Regions from separate parts of the Homo sapiens genome. Here region 1 is linked to region 2. Evidence: read pairs that join two places in POLR2A ChIA-PET (ENCODE). Cell type or tissue: A673. All regions are shown on one strand. Each heading gives the region's core, and the rest is flanking DNA. Links, peaks and the distances in the headings are about the cores only. Region 1 overlaps MYO10 (myosin X). Region 2 has its middle 88 kb from the start of MYO10.

Evidence for each region. Peaks named below come from ENCODE experiments on the same cell type or tissue, not always from the same donor. Only the 100,000 strongest peaks of a DNase experiment are listed, where the experiment ranks them.
Region 1: POLR2A ChIA-PET joins it to region 2 with 14 read pairs; 3 of 35 experiments call an interaction of 5 or more read pairs at or near these places.

Annotation. Positions count from the first base shown.
Region 1 is chr5:16,885,002-16,891,478 of GRCh38, reverse strand. All of the region lies in intron 1 of MYO10 (myosin X), which reads left to right. Among named protein-coding and RNA genes, the nearest start is that of MYO10, 48 kb to the left of the region's middle. In A673, for the core only: no CTCF peak of the experiment used is centred there; DNase peaks (open chromatin) are centred at 1,268, 1,718 and 2,568; H3K4me3 peaks cover 659 bases; H3K27ac peaks cover 4,225 bases.
Region 2 is chr5:17,020,818-17,027,192 of GRCh38, reverse strand. No RefSeq gene overlaps it. Among named protein-coding and RNA genes, the nearest start is that of MYO10, 88 kb to the right of the region's middle. In A673, for the core only: no CTCF peak of the experiment used is centred there; a DNase peak (open chromatin) is centred at 2,112; H3K27ac peaks cover 1,257 bases.

The DNA of each region.
Region 1 (6,477 bases), core at 658-5,657, 130 kb after region 2:
CTCCATTCTCCCCTCCTCCCAGCCCCGGGCAACCACCAGTGAGCTTTCTTTTCTCCTCTCCCCTCCGCCTGCCCCTCCTTCCTCCTTCCTCTCTCTCTCCTTCCTTCCTTCCTTCCTTCCTTCCTTCCTTCCTTCCTTCCTTCCTTCCTTCCTTCCTTTTCTCTTCTCCTTTTCTCTCTCTTTCAAGACGGAGTCTCACTCTGTCATCCAGGCTGGAGTGCAATGGCACAATCTTGACTTCCTGCAACCTCTGCCTCCTGAGTTCAAGAGTTCAAGCAATTCTCCTGCCTCAGCCTCAAGTAGCTGGGATTACAGGCACCTGCTACCGCGCCTGGCTAATTTTCTAATGTTATGTTTTAGTGGAGACTGGGTTTCACCACGTTAGTCAGGCCGGTCTCTAACACCTGACCTCATGTGATCCGCCTGTATCGGCCTCCCAAAGTACTGGGATTACAGATGTGAGCCACCGTGCCTGACCAACTTTCTGTCTCTATGGATTTAACTTCTTCATATAAATGGAGTCATACAACATGTGGTCCTTTGTGACTGCCTTCTTCTACTTAGCATAGTGTTTTCTAGGCTCATCCATGTTATAGCATGTATCAGTTCTCTGTTCATTTTTATTTTATTTTATTTTTTGAGACAGAGTCTTGCTCTGCCGCCCAGGCTGGAATGCAGTGGCATGATCTTGGCTCCCTGCAACCTCTGCTTCTCGGGTTCAAGTGATTCTCCTGTCTCAGCCTCCAGAGTAGCTGGGGTTACAGGCATGTGCCACCACACCTGGCTAATTTTTGTATTTTTAGTGGAGATAGGGTTTCTCCGTGTTGGCCAGGCTGGTCTCGAACTCCTGACCTCAGGTGATCTGCCTGCCCCGGCCTCCCAAAGTTCTGGGATTACAAGCGTGAGCCACCACGTCAACCTTATAGTTGAATAATATTCCATTGTATGAATAGACCACATTAAAAAAAAATCCATTCACTAGTTGATGAACATGAGGGTTGTTTCTGCTTTCAGGCTATTGCACATAATGCTGCTATGAACATTTGTGTACAAGTTTTCGTGTGGACATATGTTTTCACGTCTCTGGGGTATTTACCTAGCAGTGGAATTTCTGGGTCATATGGTTAACTCTATATTTTACTTTTTGAGGAACTGCCAAACTGTTTTCCACAGCAGCTGCATCATTTCACATTCTTAGCAGCAGTGCACGAGGGTTCTAGTTTCTCCACATTCTTGCCAACACATTATGTGTCATTTTGATTGGACTAGGTTATCTTTTATGTACCTTTTAATCCAGGAAGTATGATTTTGTGAAAAAAAATTTGTTTTCGATATGTGATAGAAATCTGCAAAGGAATTAATTAATATGTATGAAACAGAAATGACAAATGGCTGTTTTAAGTTTATTTTCTTCCCACTGTGTTCTTGGGTCGTTCATTTTTATGAAGTAACAACAAACTCCTGTTCTGAGCATACTTGTGTATTTTTTCTGAAAACAGATGGTAGCCAGAACACAACTGGGATTCCATTAAGAAAATCTTATCAGTTTGTTTATTTGTAGGCATTTCTCTCCCCCTCTCCCCACAAAAATGATTCTTATCAAGAGGAGGAAAGGACAATAAACTGGGAAATGGGAGGTAAGGATGTCTGGTATCAGATTTCACGCAGAGTGCAAACATCTTGTGCTGGTCTTTTATTGCCCTTTCTGTCCTGTACCTCCTACTGCTTCCACCAAGAGGAGTGGAATGCAGTTCTTAAACCAGCTGTTTTGTTTTGTGTGCTTTAAAAACAGGATTTCCCACTAGTTTTTGAGAGTTCTTAGTGGGACAGTTTTATACATTTTATAAAATCTGTGTCTCCTAGCTCCATTTACTTACTTGTCTTTCTTGGCTTGTTCTGCTGTTTTCTTTCTTTCTTTCCTTCCTTTCCTTCCTTTCGTCCGCCCTTCCTTCCTTCCTTCCTTCCTTCCTTCCTTCCTTCCTTCCTTCCTTCCTTCCTTCTTTCTTTTCTTCCCTTCCCCTTCCTTCTTTCCTTTCCTTTCCTTCCTTCTTTCTGTCAGTCTTTCTGTCTTTCTTGATGGAGTCTTGCTGTGTTGCCCAGGCTGGAGTATAGTGGCGTGATCTCGGCTCACCGCAACCTCCGCCTCCTGGGTTCAAGCAATTCTCCTGCCTCAGCCTCCCGACTGCCTGGGATTACAGGCACCCACCACCATGCTTAGCTAATTTTTGTATTTTTAATAGAGATGGGGTTTCACCATGTTGGCCAGGCTGATTTTTTTTTTTTTTTTTTAAATTTTTTTAAATTTTGAGGCAGGGTCTTGCCCTGTCACCCAGGCTGGAGTGCAGAGGCACAATCACACCTCACTGCAACCTCCGCCTCTTGGGCTTAAGCCATCCTCCCACCTCAGCCTGCTGAGTAGTTGGGACTACAGGCATGTGCCACCATGCCCAGCTAATTTTTATGTTTTTTGCAGAAACAGGGTTTTGCCATATTGCCCAGGCTAGTCTCAAACTTCTGAGCTCAAACGATCCTCCCACCTCAGCCTCTCAAAAGTGCTGGGATTCCAGGCATGAGTCACCATTGCCTGGCCTGGCCTATTGTTTATATTATGTAATTATTCCCTATGGAACAGAGAGAACAGATAGGAAGGGCATTAGAGTGGGCATAGTTTACCTCTGTGCTTTTTAGAGCCAGAACTATTTTATTTAATTCAAATTTTACTTTTTTTTTTTAAGAGATGGGGGTCTTGGCTTATCTTGTTCAGGCTGGAGTGCAGTAGCACGATCAGAGCTCACTGTATCCTCGAACATCTGGGCTCAAGGGATCCTCCTGCCTTAGCCTCCCAACTATGGGAGTATCTCTGGCTATTTTTTTTTTCCTTTTGAGACGGAGTCTCGCTCTTGTTGTTCAGGCTGGAGTGCAGTGGCGCAATTTCGGCTCACCACAACCTCTCCCTCCTGGGTTCAAGTAGTTCTCCTGCCTCAGCCTCCTGAGTAGCTGGGATTACAGGCATGCACCACCACACCCAGCTAATTTTGTATTTTTAGTAGAGATGGGGTTTCTCCATGTTTGTCAGGCTGGTCTTGAGTAATTTTTTAATTAAAAAAAATGTTGTAGAGATGAAGTCTCACCATCTTGCCTAGGGTGGTCTTGAACTCTGAGGCTCAAGTAATCCTCCCACCTTGGACTCCCAAAGTGTTGAGATTACAGGTGTGAGTCACTATGCCCAGCCTAGAGCTAGAATTATTTTACATGCCGTCCACTCTTTCCTAGTGCCTGGTATATGATTGGGGAGGGGGTGTTAGGAGATATTTGGTGGAAGGATGGACTTGTGGAAGTATGAGGGATGGAAGAATGGGTGAGTGGGTGGAACGATTTACAGATGGATGAATTATTTTAGGCATGTTGGCTGATTCTTTAGGTCCACTTTCTAATAAACATATATGTGTTGGCTACATAATGATGGTTAACTAATAGATGGAAAAATTTGACTTTTATTTGTTGTATCGTCACATTCCTACAATGTTTGAGGTACTCTCAGCAATTTGGAGATGTCTCATTTCTTTTAGTGTTAAAAATTGTTTCTGGGACTATTTCTGGTCACTGTAGTTTAAAAGATTAACTGAAAAGGTGTTTTAAGGAATTGTGAGGAAGGTGGGGGAAATCAGATTATAAAACTCAGGACTGAGGCCAGACATGGTGGCTCACGTCTGTAATCCCAGCACTTTGGGAGGCTGAGGTGGGTGGATCACCTGAGGTCAGTCGTTTGATACCAGCCTGGCCAACATGGTGAAACCCAGTCTCTACTAAAAATACAAAAATTAGCCCAGTGTGGTGGTGCGCACCTGTAGCCCCAGCTACTTGGGAGGCTGAGGTAGGAGAATCACTTGAACCCAGAAGGCAGAGATTTCAGTAAGCCGAGATCATGCCACTGCATTCCAGCCTGGGCGGCGGAGCTAGACTCCATCTAAAAATAATAATAATAATAAAACTCAGGACTCAATCAGTTGGCAAGTTGGAACCCATAACTATGGGAATAAACTCTTTACAGAATCACACATTTATAATTGAGGCATCCTGCCATTTAGCATAGTTCATTTTGGTTTTGATTTTGATTGGAAGTGTGGGATGGCGGTGAATCTTTGTATCTTTTCCTTTGGAACATTGACCAAAGATTAGTGTATTGTTGGTGATACCTTTTACCGCTTTCTTTTCCTCTCCACCTCTTACTATCGTAAACTTTTCATGTTATCCTCTGGATGAAAGCTGCTATTCCTAGTGGTGACAGAGTTTGACACTGTGGGCAGGATAAGGGGAAGGAATGTGGGTGCTATTCGATCCTTCCCATCCGGTGCACTAGAGAGCTGGGAAGGACCAAAAACATGGGACAAATTGGTCTGTGAACTTTATGGTAATGAGCACAGGCAGGCCTCAGTTTACAACCCTACTGTGTTTTTTTTAGGTGTGTTTATTAGTATTTGGAACACTGTGGTCTTCAGTGGCAATAGTGTTTTTTTGTTTTTGCTTTGTTTTTTTTTTTTTTTTTGGAGATGGAGTCTCGCTCTGGCACCCATGCTGGAGTGCAGTGGCACGATCTTGGCTCACTGGAACCTCTGCCTCCCTGGTTCAAGCGATTCTCATGCTTCAGACTCCCAAGTAGCTGAGATTACAAGCCCGTGCCACCACATCCAGCTAATTTTGGTATTTTTAGTAGAGGCGGGGTTTCACCATGTTGACCAGGATGGTGTCAAACTCCTGATCTCAAGTGATCCGCCTTCCTCAGCCTCCCAGAGTGCTGGGATTACAGTCAGGAGCCACTGTGCCCAGCCGCAGTAGTGTTACAAATGATCTTTTAGCCCATAGGCAAGCTTGAGAAATGATGATGACGATGATGATGTAGCTGAAAGCTATAAATAGCTGAAATATATTCCTTCAAAAAATGTAGAGCATTTCAGCAATAGGCCAGTCTGGGGAGTTACCCAACACTTCTGGCAGCGCCTTTGAGAAGAAATTATGTCGGAATTCTGAAGCACAATGTCAGGAACACATTTTCCCCTGGGATTAGCTCTCTGATGGGCACGGGACAGTTGTTCTTGCGGTTGCCTATATAGAGAACAAACGTCTATAATTGTTCTCCAGCCCAAAGAAAAATATTACAAACTCGGGACTCTCAAACCACACATTTCCAACTTTATCAACTATGTGCTCACCAAGTTTCTCTCTTGAGACTCACTTTATTACTTTTCCTTCCTCTGTAGTTGGTCAGGGTGGAGCTTTGACTTGCCATCTCCTTCAGCTCCGCATCCTTTGACCTGAGCCTAAAAACCGCCTGTGTTCCTTTCAGGGCCTACATGGCCGTGGCTGAACTGAAGCTTTCCTCTGTAGAATTGGATGCAGTTCTTCAGAAATGATTGCCAGCTTCGGGTTTAAAACCCTGTAGTCTCAAGACAAGGAATTGAGTCAGAGGGACTCATTTAGCTGTCGTGGGTGCCCTACTCTGTTTGAGTACTCTATGGCAAGGACCTATGAAGGCCACCGACTGCTATGGGGGATGCCTGGGTGTCCAGGGATGCTTGGGGACTGGCTGCTACCACTTCAGGTCCCCTGCTGAGGGTGGCTGTCTCTGCAGGGGAGAAGTCTTAGATTTCACCTTCCCCTTCATTTCTGAATCTTAGGGTTGTGCCCCAGCTCACAGTGCTCCCTCATCCTTGTGGCTCGCGTTAGCGCTGCATTTGTCATACTCATTTTATACCTGTGATGATGCCACCACCCCCCAACCCCCGCCGTTTTTTTTTGTTGTTTTTGTTGAGACAGAGTCTTGCCCTGTTGCCTGGGCTGGAGTGCAGTGGTATGATCTTGGCTCACTGCAACCTCTGTCCTCCGGGTTCAAGTGATTCTCCTGCCCAGCCTCCCAAGTAGCTGGGATTACAGGCACCCACCACTGCGCCCAGCTAATTTTTTGCATTTTTAGTAGAGACGGAGTTTCATCATGTTGGCCAGGCTGGTCTTGAACTCCTGACCTCAGGTGATCCGCCTGCCTTGGCCTCCCAAAGTGCAGGGATTACAGGCATGAGCCACTGTGCCCGGCCGATGAGCACCTTGCTTTGCTCTTCTCTCCATTCTTATCTGCACATGGCTAAGTTTTCTGACAAGCTTTGCACTGGGGTTTGCAAGCATTTGGGAGTTGAGACAGCATCTGAGGTTAAAGAGCACAGTGGACAGGCTGTGTCTGCATGGTTCCAATAATCTGCATTAAAAGTCGGCTCTCCCTTAAAAAAAAAAAAAAGCAGAGTGGACAGAGAGGAGGAAGAGTGTTCTTCTAGCACCACTGCCCACCTGTCGGCCTCTGCTCCTCTTTTCCTTATGTTTGTCAAAGGATTTGAATTAGACTGCAGAGGCTGCTTTCTCTATTCTCTGTGTACCCGGTTTTAATGATACCAGAAATTAGGTCTGCCCCAGCGATACTTTATCTGTTGG
Region 2 (6,375 bases), core at 1,376-6,375:
TGGAGGTCAGGAGTTTGAGACCAGCCTGGCCAACCTGGCAAAACCCCATCTCTATTTCAAATACAAAAAGTAGCTGGGGGTGGCGGCAGGTGCCTGTAACCCCAGCTATAATCCCAGCTACTTGGGAGGCTGAGGCAGGAGAATCACTTGAACCCGGGAGGTGGAGGTTACAGTGAGCCAAGATCATGCCACTGCACTCCAGCCTGGGTGAGAGAGTGAGACTCTGTCTCAAAAAACAAGAAAACAAAACAAAACAAACGAACAAACAAATGAGGAGGGAGGGCTTTGGAATTTAATTTCCAAATGGAAAAGAGAAACTGCGTTCCTCCTTTTTTTCCTTTTTCTTTCTCACTTTCTCTTTCTCTTCTTTCTACTGATTTTTAATTTCTCTGTGGCAACAAGATAAAAGCACATTTACTTAGGATTCTTTAATTTCACTGGGGATTAAAGGGGTTCGCTGGGTAATGGGGGATAATTCATATGGCTCTCTTGTTTTTCATTGCCAGTGCTGTATGATTCGGGGTGATTCTATAAACCAACGTTTGTCATTTAATTTCACCTTGTGCTTAAGTTGGACAGATTAAATAAAGGTAATGTAAAATGGAAATGATGTTGGGGGCTTGTTCCTAGTCTAGAATCAAGGGTGTCCTTGGAAAGAACTTGAAGCCCTGCCTTGTCCTATGGTAGAAGCTTCTGGGGAAAGCATCAAAGGGGCATTTGCTGAAGAGGTGGGGGTGAGGAAAACACCAAATCTCATTGCTCTCAGGAGAAACATAAGGCTCTACTTATCTGATATTGCACTGATCTCACCTGCCTATGGAGGTGGGTTCACAGCCTGACTGTTAAGCCTATTGAATAATCAGGAAAAGGAACCAACAGTGTGAGAATACTGACCTATATGGTGAAGAAATTCAAAGCCCCTCTCTGTACTTCCCCCACCCTAAACCTTCTCCTTTAGGTTGAATTGGGAAAAAAGGTAAATGTACTCCACTCCCAAGCACGTGGGCTGATCTGGGATAAGCCAAATGCTAGGAAATTTTATTGGCCCACATCTTTGTGCTGGAATCTTCCAGGGGGATACAGGTAGCAGTGGGTGTGGATTTTTCATTTCCCTGAGGCTACTTTTTAAATTTTTTTTATTTTTATTATTATACTTTAAGTTGTAGGGTACATGTGCACAACGTGCAGGTTTGTTACATAAGTATACATGTGCCATGTTGGTGTACTGCACCCATTAACTCGTCATTTACATTAGGTATATCTCCTAGTGCTATCCCTCTCCCCTCCCCTCCCCCAACCCCATGACAGGCCCCGGCGTGTGATGTTCCCCACCCTGTGTCCAAGTGTTCTCATTGTTCAATTCCCATCTATGAGTGAGAACATGTGGTGTTTGGTTTTCTGTCCTTGAGATAGTTTGCTCAGAATGATGGGTTTCCAGCCTCATCCATGTCCCTACAAAGGACATGAACTCATCTTTTTTTTCTGGCTGCATAGTATTCCATGGTGTATATGTGCCACATTTTCTTAATCCAGTCTATCATTGACGGACATTTGGGTTGGTTCCAAGTCTTTGCTATTGTGAATAGTGCCCTGAGGCCACTTTTTAAGCAAACTCAGCCTTCTTTTCTGTAACTAGAGAAAACGTCTATGGTAGTTATTTAGCATTCACTATGTAGGGCACTGTTCTTCTCCCATGGCATAGATATCATTATTATCATCCCCATTTTATAAGTAAGGGAATTGAGGCACAAAGAAATGGAGTTGCTAAAAGTTACAGAGCAGTAACGCAGAGCCACGTCATCCCGCTCCTAAGTCGGGGACCCGAACCACTGTGCTATATAGCAGGTCACCATACTTTATTGAAATTACTTTTAAAGTGTTTCTCCAGACCCAGGCACAGTGGCTCACAACTGTTAATTCTAGCATTTTGTGAGGCTGAGGCAGAAAGATCGCCTGAGGCTAGGAGTTCAAGACCAGCCTGGTCAACATAGTGAGACCCCATCTCTTTAAAAAAAAAAAAAAAATGAAAAAGAAAGTGTTTCTCCCAGTAAATTATCATGTCAGCGTCTTTGTCTCTCTTTCACTGCTGAGCCCCAGAAGCCATCAACAGTGATGACTCATCATAGAATGAATAAATAAGGCCTAGAACAGAGACTCCAGGCCTGGGGCAGAAAGTTCCCAGGTTCTCTCTCACCAGCTCCTTTCTGAGCTCCTGAGTTTAAGAGAGTGCTCCTCTTCAAATTAACCAGGGAAGACCAAGGACTCAGCATTGGCCTAGGAATGTGAGCAGAGTGAACATCGCAGCCAGCCTGTGCTCAGGCCTTTCGGGGACACTTAAAGGAGCTCTCCCTCCAGGTCCAGCCAAGCTTCAGGCTGGGAGCACCAAGGCTCCCAGCCTTGTAAACACTGTCAGCCTTGTTTGGCTGATAGCCGAACTCCGGTGCACACTAAGTGTTTCTCCGTTTTGCAATTCCTTCTTTATTCTCTGCACACATTGCCCCTTCCAGGATCTCATAGTGCTGCACAGGTGGCTGAATTTAAGTGCTCTCATTTCCAGGCCAAAATACCATCTCTTAAGCCTCTTTTAATATTGCTCTTTGAAAATGTCCAACATAACTTCTTTCAAATAAATTTTTCATACCAGTATATATTCACAATAATGAAAACACTCATCACTCCCCTTCCCTAATTAATTTTTTTTCTATAGCGCTTATCACCATGTAATTTTTTTTTTTTTTTTTGAGACAGAGTCTCGCTCTGTCACCCAGCTGGAGTGCAATGGCACGATCTTGGCTCACTGCAACCTCCGCCTCCCAGGTTCAAGCAATTCTCCTGCCTCAGCCTCCCGAGTAGCTGGGATTACAGGCGCCCGCCACCATGTCTGGCTAATTTTTGTATTTTTAGTAGAGACAGTTTTCGCCACGTTGGTCAGGCTGGTCTTGAACTGACCTCGTGATCTGCCCGCCTTGGCCTCCCAAAGTGCTGGGATTACAAGCCTGAAGCACCATGCCTGGCCTTTTTTTTTTTTTTTTTTTCTTGAGACAGAATCTTGCTCTGTCACCTAGGCTGGAGTGCAGTGGCGTGATCTCGCCTCACTGCATGCTCCGCCTCCCGGGTTCACACCATTCTCCTCAGCCTCCTGAGTAGCTGGGACTACAGGCACCCGCCACCACGCCCAGCTAATTTTTTGTATTTTGTTTAGTAGAGATGGGGTTTCACCGTGTTAGCCAGGATGGTCTCGATCTCCTGATCTCGTGATCCTCCCGCCTCGGCCTCCCAAAGTGCTGGGATTACAGGTGTGAGCCACTGCGCCCAGCCTAATTTTTTTATCTTTATAGAGATGTGGTTTCACCATGTTGGCCAGGCTGGTCTCGAACTCCTGACCTCAAGTGATCCTCCCGCCTCGGCCTCCCAAAGTGCTGGGATTACAGGCATGAGCCACTGTGCCTGGCCACCATGTAACATATTATATGCTGTTATATTTAACTTATGTATTAGCTGTCCCCTCCCCCCTGACTAGAATGTGTGTTCTACAGGGGCAGTAGTTTGTGTCTATTTGGTTCATAGCTATATGCTAAGCCTCAGAACAATGTCTGGCACGTAACAGTCATTCCATTACTATTTGGTAAGTGAATGATCTGTGTAAATTATGTAGCATGGCCCTGTGTTCCCTCACTAGTGTTTACAATGTACTACAATATACTTTGTACACTGTTTACTACGCTTAATAAAAGTAAGTTTAAAAAACTAAGATGTTTGGGGAAAATATTTACAAAGATGAGATAGTCCAAGGCAGGAATGGGAGGTGACTACAAACGGGCACAGGGTTTTTAGGGAAGGGACACAAATGTTCTAGACGTGGATTGTGTTGCTAGCTGCACAGGCCTATGAATATATTAAAAACATGAAACTATACACTTCAAGTAGGTTAATTTTATGATACGTGAATTTTTTCTTTTTTTGAGACGGTCTCACTCTGTCACGTGGGGCAATCACGACTCACTGCAGCCTCAATCTCCCAGGCTCAAGTGATCCTCCCATCTCAGCCTTCCGGGTGAGTAGCTGGGACACACCGCCATGCTGGCTATTTTTGCCTTTTTTTTTTTTTTTTTTTTTTGAGACAGAGTTTTGCTCTGTCACCAGCCAGGCTGGAATGCAGTGGCACAATCTCGGCTCACTGCAATCTCTGCCTCCCAGGTTCAGGCGATTCCCCTGCCTCAGCCTCCCAAGTAGCTGGGACTACACGTGTGCACCACCACGACTGACTAATATTTTGTATTTTAGTAGAGACAGGGTTTCACAGTGTTGGCCAGGATGGTCTTGATCTCCTGACCTCGCGATCTGGCAGCCTCGGCCTCCCAAGGTGTTGGGTTTACAGGCGTGAGCCACTGCAACCGGCCTAATTTTTGTATTTTCTGTAGAGATGAGGTTTCACTGTGTTACCCAGGCTGGTTTTGAACTCCCAGCCTCAAGTGATCTACCCGCCTCAGCCTCCCAAAGTGCTGGGACCAAAGGCGTGAGGCACCACACCCGGCCAAATTATTTCTAATATAAAGCTGTTAAAATATTTAGTAATATGACCTATTCAGTTCTGCTGACTCCAAAAAACTGCTAACTTCTTATCTATGTTAAATTTGTTAACAACTAATGGCTTCTGGGAAATAGATGTGGTATCAGATGGTCATTTCCAGTCCATTACCCAGAAGAGACCACTTCACTGAGCTTGGCCTCCAACTTCAGCAGTTATTTTAATCCACCTTTTTGGAAATTGACAAAAACCCAAAATGACTACATGAGAAACCACTTCCTGTCAAAAAGCAAAGTAAGTTTCTAACTGTCCATGAAGACATCCCTTGGATGGAAAGATGTCCTTCTGAAATCACAAGAAATCATGCAGCTGGCCCAAAGGATCCACTTAATAATATCTGTCACTTAGATATTATACCAGCCCCAAGGTTTGTTATTAAACAAGTTAGTGGAGAGAGACACCCTGGAGAGAAACTACCAGGACTTTTTCTTCTTTGGTAGTATGTTAAGTGCCTATGTAGATTTCTCAAGAATTGCACAGTTTATTTTAACAGCCTCACTTGCAATTTAACCACTGCTGAGATTTGATAAATCATCACATATATTACACACACAGGTACAGCATAGCATATCCCACCACTGATATTTGAGAACCCTCTAAATGTAATATGCTTTTCATTCAATATTTTCTCAAAAGAAAAACTGTAATCTACAATCACTTAGACTATTCCAGACAGCTCTTTGGGATAAGGATGTGTTTGGGTATGTTACAATTTTCTGGGATGTGCTGTGTCAGATCACTGTGTTTTTATCTTATGTTTTATGAAAGTTCTGTTTCATAAAAGCTCTCTGAAAAGAGTGCTATGTCTTGTGATCACAACCACATAGACATTCAGTGCTGCCCTGGAGGCCTGGACAGTCACAGGTCCTGCTCTAAAAGCAACTCATGATGACTTAGGGCCTCAGGCTGTTGCTAATTAAGGATTTCAATTAAAACAGGCAACACTGGCTACAGCTCCAGTGCTGGCCTTTTTCAGGCTATTGATGTTCACAGCTTTTAAGGGCATTGCTGTTGTAGAATCGTGGGAAGAACAAAAATTAATTTACTGGTCATTTTTCTTTCCCTTTCGTGTCACGAAAACAATTGCAGGAATGGGGACTAGACTTCTAGGCTTTCTATTTCATTTTTAGTTTTTAAATTCATACAGGGTTAGCAGCTGCAAACTTTTTGAAGTGTCTCACTATTGTTCTCATGAGAAGTGAGGTAATGTAAGCATAACCATTGAAGGCTGTCTCTGCTATTCTCCAAGGATATTCCACTAGTTTGTATTGAGAGTGAGTCTCATATCAAAGGATATAATTTAAATCACATCACCTTTCCCCCTAGAAGTTAACTACAACCTCCCAATTAAGCATAACAGGAAGATCAATCATGTTTGCTGAATCCCATGATTGAGTGATTGATGGATTATTTTCCCCTCATCTTGAGGCACAAAAATAGGGTCTGGAGGTGGGGAATATAAGGCTGATTCACACTTCAGCTGTAACAGGAAATAATCCTCTCCATAGGGTATACACTGAGTAAATGACTTTGTAACTTTACTTCATCCTCTTCATTTACATAGGGTGTACCCCTAGTAGAGGGCATTTAAACTCACAAAAACTCTGTAACAGGGCCTATGCTATGACTCCCTATGCTCAGACGCACACTGTGGAGTGTACTTTCATTTTCAATAAAACCCTTCATTCCTTCCTTGCTTTGTTTGTGCATTTTGCCGAATTCTTTGTTCTAGATGCCAAGAACCAAGACACCCTCCACCATTAACAGTCTTGTTTGAAACAGGATGT